Regions from separate parts of the Homo sapiens genome. Here region 2 is linked to region 1. The links are chromatin loops, found by intact Hi-C in ENCODE. Cell type or tissue: MCF 10A. All regions are shown on one strand. Links, peaks and the distances in the headings refer to the core of each region. The heading gives the core; the rest is flanking DNA. Region 1 overlaps NSMF (NMDA receptor synaptonuclear signaling and neuronal migration factor). Region 2 overlaps PNPLA7 (patatin like domain 7, lysophospholipase).

The links. A loop is a pair of places that touch in the nucleus more often than their neighbours do. Peaks named below come from ENCODE experiments on the same cell type or tissue, not always from the same donor. Only the 100,000 strongest peaks of a DNase experiment are listed, where the experiment ranks them.
Region 2: it touches region 1 in a loop (3.0-fold over the local background); 4 of 110 quality-filtered maps call a loop at or near these places.

The regions. Positions count from the first base shown.
Region 1 is chr9:137,442,773-137,447,983 of GRCh38, forward strand. NSMF (NMDA receptor synaptonuclear signaling and neuronal migration factor) reads right to left here. Exons shown (of 16, transcript NM_001130969.3): 16 at 4,798-5,211. Among named protein-coding and RNA genes, the nearest start is that of ENTPD8, 4.0 kb to the left of the region's middle. In MCF 10A, for the core only: a CTCF peak has its summit at 2,666 (motif pointing left); a DNase peak (open chromatin) is centred at 2,699.
Region 2 is chr9:137,516,641-137,522,114 of GRCh38, forward strand. It overlaps PNPLA7 (patatin like domain 7, lysophospholipase), which reads right to left. Exons shown (of 35, transcript NM_001098537.3): 10 at 4,996-5,076; 11 at 3,277-3,403. Among named protein-coding and RNA genes, the nearest start is that of PNPLA7, 31 kb to the right of the region's middle. In MCF 10A, for the core only: no CTCF peak of the experiment used is centred there; a DNase peak (open chromatin) is centred at 2,581.

The DNA of each region.
Region 1 (5,211 bases), core at 1-5,000:
GGTCTCAAACTCCTGACCTTGTGATCCGCCCACCTCGGCCTCCCAAAGTGCTGGAATTACAGGCGTGAGCCACCGCGCCCAGCCAGCTGTCCTTGTTTTATTTTGTGGAAGGGATTTGAAGAATTTGTATTAAATTTCTTCTTTAAATATTTTGTATAATTTGGTGGTAAAACCATCTGAGCCAGTACTTTCCTTTTTAGAAAAGTTTTAAAGTACAAATTCAGTTTCTTTAATACTTAATAGGATTGTTCAAGTTGTCTATTTAATGAGTTTTGGTAGTTTGTGGCTTTCAAGGAATTGGTCCATTTCACCTAAGTTGCTAAATTTATGTGACTACAATTATTCATAGTACTTCCTGGTTATCCTTTTAATGTCTGTAGGGTCTGCAGTGCTAACCCTCCCATTCCTCATATTGGTAATTTTGTCCTCTGTGTCTCTCATCAGTGTTGCTAGCTAGAGGTTTATCCATTTTATTCATCATTTCAAAGAACCTGCTTTTTGTTTCATAATTTTTTCTTTTTGGTTTTTGAATTTTTAAATTTAATTTAATTTAATTTAATTTTTTTGAGACGGAGTCTCTCTCTGTTGCCCAGGCTGGAGTGCAGTGGCCGGATCTCAGCTCACTGCAAGCTCTGCCTCCCAGGTTCACGCCATTCTCCTGCCTCAGCCTCCTGAGTAGCTGGGACTACAGGCATGTGCCACCACGCCCAGCTAATTTTTTGTATTTTTAGTAGAGACAGGGTTTCACCGTGTTAGCCAGGATGGTCTCGATCTCCTGACCTCATGATCCGCCCACCTCGGCCTCCCAAAGTGCTGGGATTACAGGCGTGAGCCACCACGCCCGGCCGGTTTTTGAATTATTTTAATTCTGCTCTTACTTGTATTTCCTTTCTTCTGCTTGATTTGAGCTTATATTGCTCCTCCTTTTCTGGTTTCTTAATGCAGAAGGTTAGATTATTGACTTGAACCTTTCTTTTTTTCTAATGTAAGCATTTGTGCTATGAATTTCCCTCTTAAGCACTGTTTAGCTATCTCTCTCAATTTTTGATATGTTGTATTTTCATTTTATTCAGTTAAAACATATACATATATATAAATTTTTTTTTTTTGAGACGAAGTCTCACTCTGTTGCCCAGGCTGAAGTACAGTGGCACAACGTAGGCTCACGGCAACCTCTGCCTCCCAGGTTCAGGTGATTCTCCTGCCTCAGCCTCCCCAGTAGCTGGGATTACAGGCATGCGCCACCACACCCGGCTAATTTTTTTGTATTTTTAATAGAGACAGGGTTTCACCAGGTTGGCCAGGCTGGTCTCGAACTCCTGAACGCAGGTGATCCGCCCACCTCGGCCTCCCAAAATGCTGGGATTACAGGCGTGAGCCACCGGGCCCAGTGGCAGGATCATAGCTCACTGCAGCTGTGAACTCCCTGGCTCAAGCAATCCTCCCTCCTTAGCCTCCCAAGTAGCTGGGACCACAGGCATGCACCACTGTGCCCGGCTGATTTTTGTTTTTGTTTTTGTTTTTAGTAGAAACAGGGTTTCACCATGTTGCCCAAGCTTCTCTCAAACTTCTGTGCTCAAGTGATCCATCCGCCTCGGCCTCCCAATGTGCTAGGATGACAGGCGTGAGCCACTGGGCCCAGCCTTTGCTGAGACTTTCTCTTCTGACATTTTAAGTGCTCACGATGGCTCAGTTAGGCACCGCTATAATAGCTACTTTAAAGTCTTCAGGCCGGGCATGGTGGCTCACACCTGTCATCCCAGCACTTTGGGAGGCCAAGGCAGGAGGATCACTTGAGGCCAGGAGTTCAGGACCAGCCTGGTCATTCCAGAACCACCACTGGGGGGCATACGTGTGACTAGACCAGAGGGTGCCCCAAAATCTTGGAGAAAAACTGACCTTGGACCAATAGCCACTGAGGCTGAAACTAAAACAGCAATGTTCACCATAGGATAAAAGGAAGACTCCGAGTCTCATATTAAGTAAGATTCAAAACATTACAAACCAGGCCAGGCGTGGTGGCTCATGCCTGTCATCCCAGCACTTTGGGAGGCCAAGGCACGTGGATCACCTGAAGTCAGGAGTTCGAGACCAGCCTGGTCAACATGGTGAAACCCCTGTCTCTACTAAAAATACGAAAAATTAGCCAAGCGTGGTGGTGGGTGCCTGTAATCCCAGCTACTTGGGAGTCTGAAGCAGGAGAATTACTTGAACCCGGAAGGTGGAGGTTGCAGTCAGACGAGATTGTGCCACTGCACTCCAGCCTGGGCAACAGAAAGAGACTCTAAGAAAAAAAAAAAAATTACAAACCAGAATTCCTCCACACCCAAAGAACTGTGAGAATCCTGACCAGCAGGGAAGAGGCCATCAGCAGACACCAAGGTTGAGAAGGCGTTGAAATGACAGAAAGACTGACAAAATCTGTTTTTTAAAATTTTACTCATTTAAAAATTTTTTCTTGAGACAAGGTCTTGCTCTGTCACCCAGGATGGAGTGCAGTGGCGTAATCTTAACTCACTGTAGCCTTGAATTCTCGGGCTCAAGTGATCCTCCTGCCCCAGCGTCCCAAGCAGCTGACACCACAGGCACGCACCACCACCACACCCCATTAATTTTTTTTTTACTTTTTGTAGAGACAGATATTCGGGCGCCCCCAGTCTAGCCACACGTATGCCCCCCAGTGGTGGTTCTGGGAATGACCAAGGTTGGCTGCTGAAGTCAGTTGTCTGGGTGAGTCAGAGTGAGACACACAGACACACTCACAGGCACGCCTGAGGGTTGGGGGGCGTTGGGGGTGGTTTTTGGGTACTTCTCAGCTCCTGGGCTCCCCAGACCTCCCTTCCCAGCCCTCAGGCCAGAAAGCAGGGGTGACAGAGCGCACAGAGACGTGGGAGATTTGGCAGCGGGAGGGGAGCTGACCCGCCTGCCTGCAGGCACCAGGACAGGTGCAGGGAGCCATCGGGGCCATCTTGCCCCTTTCAGGGACAGGTTTTATGTTTGCTGTCTCCTGCCCCCACAGAGGCAATGCTAACAGCAAGGGTGTGACCGCCACAGCTCCCTCCACCATTCCGATCATGTCTACATTATTGATTCCTGCTCACGGGGGTTTTACCTTACAGACAGGAATCACACCTCTGCTTGCCCTTAGACACTCCTGCACCCTGGCGGGAGGTCTCCACACAGCCCCCAGACCACACCCCAGGTCTCAAGGGTGGCTGCTCTGCTGGGTGCACATCCGGCCACGGGGCCACCCGGGGGGCCACTTGGGGTTGTGTAGTGAGCGTGGAAGTGCAGACCTGGGGGTCTGCACTTGAGAGCAGGGCAGGCAGGTCGCTGGGGCAGGCGGGGGCCTCCCCCGTGCTGTTCCCAGCCTGCCAGGTAGTCACGAGAGTGCATCCAGGCAGGTGGCAGGAGACATTGCACATCGATGTGAAGCGTGACCCAGTCACTTGGAACAGCTGGACCTGTTGCATCTTCCTCCTTAGCAATAAGCCTCGTGAGCATCGGATCCTTCCAGAAAAGCCATTGTGCGATCGGGCCACACCCAGATTAGCGGGCACAGCACAGCGGGGCAGTAGACACCCTCAGAAAAGGTGCCAGGGGGCGGCTGGGGCTGGACGGGCTTGTGCACTCATCAGTCACACTACTTTTAAGAGCTGTTACCAGATTACCTTAAAAAAAAAAGCTGTAACAGGCTGAGGAGGCAGGAGGATTGCTCGAGGCCAGGAGTTTGAGACTAGCCTGGGCAACAGAGTGAGACCCTGTCTCTACAAAACATAAAAGAATTAGCCAGGCGTGGTGATGCCTGTAGTCCCAGCTACTCCGGAGGCTGAGCGGGTGGGAGAATCGCTTGAGCCCAGGAGGTCAAGACAGCGGTGAGCCCCAGCCTGCGCGACAGATCAAAACCCTCTCAAATTGAAAAGGGGGTTACCTCGTCGCTTTCATTGGCCTTTCCATGATTCCTGATGGGATGAGGACTTTCTTCATGGAATTACCAGCCAGTTTCCTGCTCTGCGAATGATTTCTCCACATCTCTGCTCACTTTTCCATATCGGTTTTTGTCATTTTCTTTAGCAACATATAAAAACTCTTTAAATATTAAGGACCTTAATCACTCCCATGTGTGGCAAATATTTCTTATTTCTTCCCCAACTATTTCTGGCTGCTGCTGTTTTTGTATTTCAAGGGAGGCGAGGGCGGGTGCAGCAAAGTAGCCGAGGTTGCCCTGGTCACCGGCCCCCCGCCCTGGCCCAGCCTGCCTCCACTTGGGGCCACCTCCTTCCCCGTTGGCACTTCTGCGTCTGCTCCTGTGGGGCCACCTCCTTCTATGTCTGCTCCTGGGCCTGCTGGCTTTGACGTGTCTTCCTCCTTTCACTTCCCCCGGTGGTCATGGCATGAGGAATGGAACCTCATGGACCATACATAAGGCCCCCCAGGCCTTACTCACTCCAGCAGACCCTACGGACCGGACTGTGTGGGACAGGCATGCGGCTGGCAGCAGCCCCAGGAGCCACCTGACGGGTTAGGACTGCAGGGTCCCTGTGGCTGTTCTGGGTCTCAGAGCTCAGGTGACGGACAGATGTGCCTTTGGAGCAGTGCAGTGTGTGGGCACGTGGCGACCTCGCATGCTGTCCTACTTTGAAGAGTGCCACCCTTGAGGCCTGCACGGCAGCGTCAGCAGATTCCAGGCGGTGGCGACTTGTCTCATCAACTTTGCAGAAAGGAGACTCGGATCCCCCATGATTTCACGATATGTCACTTTCAAATAGTAACTGAATAACACAGAGTCTACAGGCATTTGGTATTTACCTAAAACTTTATACACTCAAATTGGCACCAAAACCTGCCCCCTCCCGGGACCCCATCTAGAATGCCCTGGAAGAGCTGGAGGTGGCTGACGGCTGTGTGACCACCCCCAGCACACTGGGCCTCAAGCCTGCCAGGCTGTGCCAGGCTGCGCACCAGTGGCCCCCTGACCCTAGCCCAGCTGATACGTGCTGCTCTGTCCCCCAGCCACGGGGCAGGGAACCAGCTGGCAGCCAGCCTGGCTGTGCCCAGCAGCGGTCTGGGCCCTGAGGACACCTGAGGTTGAGAGAGTGGCCCCCATCTGTGGCCACACTGCTGACTGCACACACAGTGTGGCGTGAGGGACATACAGCCCTCTCCCTGGTGCCCTCAGGCGGCAGGGGGAACGGGCTGTCTCTGCTGTCC
Region 2 (5,474 bases), core at 284-5,283, 74 kb after region 1:
TTTACAAAAATTTAAAAATAAAAGTAAATGAGCTGGGCCTGGTGGCATGCGCCTGTGGACCAAGCTACTCAGGAGGCTGACGCAGGAGAATCCTTTCAGCCAGTGACATGGGGGTGGCAGTGAGCCAGTACCACACCACTGCACTCCAGACTGGGCAAAAGAGCAAAACCCTGTCTCAATAGTAATAATAATAATTATTATTATTATTATAAAAATAAAATGCATTTCTGGGAAAAAGCACATCAGCCAGAGCTGCGTTTAAAGGTGGCTGTGATCCTCATGGGGTCTCACAAGCACACATGAGTGCAGGAGTAACACCACTCTGCTCACTCCATCCTCACTCACTCAACTCTGTCCACTCCATCCCCCACTCACTCCACTCTGTCCACTCCATCCCCTGTCACTCACTCCACTCTGTCCACTCCATCCCACACTCACTCACTCCACTCTGTCCACTCCATCCCTCACTCACTCACTCCACTCTGTCCACTCCATCCCCACTCACTCACTCCACTCTGCTCACTCCATCCCCCACTCACTCACTCCACTCTGTCCACTCCATCCCCCGTCACTCACTCCACTCTGTCCACTCCATCCCTCACTCACTCACTCCACTCTGTCCACTCCATCCCTCACTCACTCACTCCACTCTGTCCACTCCATCCCACACTCACTCACTCCACTCTGTCCACTCCATCCCCCACTCACTCACTCCACTCTGTCCACTCCATCTCCCACTCACTCACTCCACTCTGTCCACTCCATCCCCCGTCACTCACTCCACTCTGTCCACTCCATCCCTCACTCACTCACTCCACTCTGTCCACTCCATCCCCCGTCACTCACTCCACTCTGTCCACTCCATCCCACACTCACTCACTCCACTCTGTCCACTCCATCCCACACTCACTCACTCCACTCTGTCCACTCCATCCCTCACTCACTCACTCCACTCTGTCCACTCCATCCCCCGTCACTCACTCCACTCTGTCCACTCCATCCCACACTCACTCACTCCACTCTGTCCACTCCATCCCTCACTCACTCACTCCACTCTGTCCACTCCATCCCCCACTCACTCACTCCACTCTATCCACTCCATCCCCCGTCACTCACTCCACTCTGTCCACTCCATCCCTCACTCACTCACTCCACTCTGTCCACTCCATCCCCCGTCACTCACTCCACTCTGTCCACTCCATCCCACACTCACTCACTCCACTCTATCCACTCCATCCCACACTCACTCACTCCACTCTGTCCACTCCATCCCCCGTCACTCACTCCACTCTGTCCACTCCATCCCCACTCACTCACTCCACTCTGCTCACTCCATCCCCCACTCACTCACTCCACTCTGCTCACTCCATCCCCCACTCACTCACTCGACTCTGTCCACTCCATCCCCCACTCACTCACTCCACTCTGTCCACTCCATCCCCCGTCACTCACTCCACTCTGTCCACTCCATCCCTCACTCACTCACTCCACTCTGTCCACTCCATCCCCCACTCACGCACTCACTCCACTCTGTCCACTCCATCCCCCACTCACTCACTCCACTCTGCTCACTCCATCCCCCACTCACTCACTCCACTCTGTCCACTCCATCCCTCATTCACTCACTCCACTCTGCTCACTCCATCCCCCACTCACTGACTCCACTCTGTCCACTCCATCCCCCACTCACTCACTCCACTCTGCTCACTCCATCCCCCACTCACTCATTCCACTCTGTCCACTCCATCCCTCACTCACTCACTCCACTCTGCTCACTCCATCCCCCACTCACTGACTCCACTCCATCCCCCACTCACTCACTCCACTCTGCTCACTCCATCCCCCACTCACTCCACTCTGTCCACTCCATCCCCCGTCACTCACTCCACTCTGCTCACTCCATCCCCCACTCACTCGCTCCACTCTGTCCACTCCATCCCCCACTCACTCACTCCACTCTGTCCACTCCATCCCCCACTCACTCACTCCACTCTGCTCACTCCATCCCCCACTCACTCATTCCACTCTGTCCACTCCATCCTCACTCACTCACTCCACTCTGCTCACTCCATCCCCCACTCACTCACTCCACTCTGTCCACTCCATCCCCCACTCACTCACTCCACTCTGTCCACTCCATCCCCCACTCACTCACTCCACTCTGTCCACTCCATCCCCCACTCACTCACTCCACTCTACTCACTCCATCCCCCACTCACTCACTTCACTCTACTCACTCCATCCTCACTCACTCACTCCACTCTGCTCACTCCATCCCCCACTCACTCACTCCACTCTGTCCACTCCATCCTCACTCACTCACTCCACCCTATCCACTCCATCCCCCACTCACTCACTCCACTCTGTCCACTCCATCCCCCACTCACTCCCTCCACTCTACTCACTCCATCCCACACTCACTCATTCCACTCTGTCCACTCCATCCCCCACTCACTCACTCCACTCTGCTCACTCCATTCTCTCCTCACTCTCATCAGCATTGCTTCATTTAATTTCACATACTTTTGTTAGTCACTTCAATTCTTTTGGGAACATGATGGGCTATAAATAACCAAGCGCGCACCTCATCTGTAGGGTGGCTGTTAACTCCATCACACAGATCGTCGTGGGGTGACTCATGCAGTGCACGCCGCACCCGACCGCTTCCTCCTCAGATTCAGGCCCCCCGGTTAGCACTCAGAACAGCGGGTGAGAGCCCATCGCGGGAGGCCCACTCCCCACCAGGCACCTGGCCCAGGCCAAGCACGCAGGGAGAATTCTGGGAACAACTGAAGAATGGAGGGTGAAGGGTCCTGGGCCTGTCTGAGGACATCCGGGCCTCATGTGAGGAGACGGGCACACGTAATGAGACCGTTGGAGGTTTGAGGACATCCAGCCCACATGTGAGGAGATGGGCACACCTGATGAGACCTGGGGAGGTCTGAGGACATCCAGCCCGCATGTGAGGAGATGGGGACACGTGAGGAGACCTGGGGGGCCATCTGATGAGACCTGGGGGGCATGTGAGGTGACCTGGGGCACGTGTGAGGGGACCTGAGGCACGTGAGGGGACCTGGGGTGCGTGTGAGTAGACCTGGGGGGCATGTGAGGTGACTTGTGGGACTTGTAGGGTGACCTGGGCCGTGTGAGGTGACCCGGGGATGTGTGTGGTGGCCTCAGGCATGTGCAAGATGACCTGGGGTGACCTGAGGCAGTGGGAGCAGGATCCCCCGGACTCTGGGGCTGGACATTGCCCTCCTTGGTGCAGGACAGTACCTGAGTCACAGGACTCCTGGAGCCGCGGTGGCTTTTTAAGCCGCTCTTCTTCGCCATAGAACACCTGCTTCTTGGCCTTCCCGGCAGCCACACTGGCTACAGACACGAGAGGGATGGCCTGGCTCTCCTGGGACACAAGAAGGAAGTTCAGTGCCACCCCAGGAACACCCCACACCCACTGACAGGTGTGGGCTCCTCAAAGGTGTGACAGGTGTGGGCTCCTCAAAGGTGTGACAGGTGTGGGCCCCTCAAAGGTGTGACAGGTGTGGGACTCTCAAAGGTGTGACAGGTGTGGGCCTCTCAAAGGTGTGACAGGTGTGGGCCTCTCAAGGCAAAGTTTAAGCTACATTTCAGGCAATGGAAAGAGGCCGATCATCAACCCAGAAATCCAGTTATTCAAGAAAAGGACTGGTCTGTTTAAGGCAACCAAGCTCAGCCTGCTTTTACCCTAGGCCCTGTCTCAAACACTTGATCAAGTCAACATACTGCCCCAAATTGTCAGAACCTTAATACTCTTCATTAAAACAAAAGATAATGTAGAAAACAAAAAGATATTCCCTTAATGTCAACAACTGAAGACGACAAGCCCTAAAATGTCATCAGAATTATGATTTCCAACTGAAATGCACATACTAAAGACTAATGCGTGCTGGGCCTTTACTAACCGAGCTCCACTTGCCCCATGACTAAAGAGAGCCCTCCGCATATCAGGCTACTGTTTTGGGCAGTGGGGATGGAGCAGGGCACGAAACCCTGGTCTCACTCAGTTCCCACGAGAGCTCGGCTAGGTGGGGACCGTCCCACGTCCCGGCCAAGTGCCTCCCAGGGTCACACCGCCAGGAGGAGGGAGAGCCGGGGTTGACAGCCTTGTGCCCTTGACAATGCGCTGTACCCTCCAAACGCGTCACAGTTCAGGGTCAGCTCCGCCCCACCCGGTTCAGATAGGAGGAGCTGTCAAGGGCAACACACAGGGAGTGCTGGCAACAGGGACCCCATGGGACGGGCATGGGGAGGGGCAGCCTCTGCTGGACGCGGACGTAGGGACCCCACGGGACGGGCATGGGGAGAGGCAGCCTCTGCTGGATTCGGCTGTAGGGACCCCATGGGACGGGCATGGGGAGGGGCAGCCTCTGCTGGACCGTGGCCATAGGGACCCCATGGGACGGGCATGGGGAGGGGCAGCCTCTGCTTGACATGGCTGTAGGGACCCCATGGGATGGGCATGGGGAGGGGCAGCCTCTCCTGGACAGGGCTGTCAGCTCAGTGTGCAGCCTGCAGGGCCAGAAAGGGAAGGAGCGTGTGTGTGGCTGCCGATGTCCTACAGAACACAGGTGACCAAAGGAAGACTCATCACAGAGTCCTGAATGGGAGCTGCAGAGGCACCAGGCGGCTGTTCACAACCGTGTGGGCCTCCAGAGGGACAACTCCATCATCGGAGAAGGAATTCCACCTTTCCCAAGTCCAACGGATCAGAGATTTTGGAACACAAGGCCCCAGGAGAATCAAGCCTCCAAACTGACTAGCAGGTGCTTTAAGGTAGGAGAATAAACACAGCACAACCAGCCCCTCCCAAAGTCCTAATGACCAGCAACTGGGAAGACCACAGCTGTTGCTGGCACTGCCCCACCAGGCACTGGGCGCCTGCCGTGCCAACCAATAGCTGTCCCGATGCCAGCTGCATGGAGCAGCATGGGGCTTTGTGAGGTGGTTTTCACTTACAGCGTTGAAGAGCTCTGTGGTCAGGCCGAGGTAGTTGTGCAGAGCCAGAAAGGTCACCCTCTGCAGCCGCACCATGATGATCTGCAAGAACACGCCAGCTGCGCGGTGACCACCGGCCTGGGGTACAGGGCGGGCCCCCGGCAGCACCACACAGAGCACTGAGAACCGTGCCCCAAACCCTGCAGATGCCACAGACCGAACCCTCTCAGGGTGAAAAACCCCGCAGACTTGACACCTCACCACGGTCAAGTAACACGTTCACATCACGGGGAATGGGACAAGGGGCACATGAAGACTGCATTGTTTTTGCAAGTTTTCTATAAATCTAAAGTTACTCCAAAGTGAGAAGTTTAATAAAAATGTAAAAATCTCTTTGGGGGTAGTGAGGGATCTTAAGACCTCTTTGAGATTGTGAACATTCATTTTTATTTTAAGATATATATTACAATTTTTTTTTGACATGGTGTCTCGCTATGCCG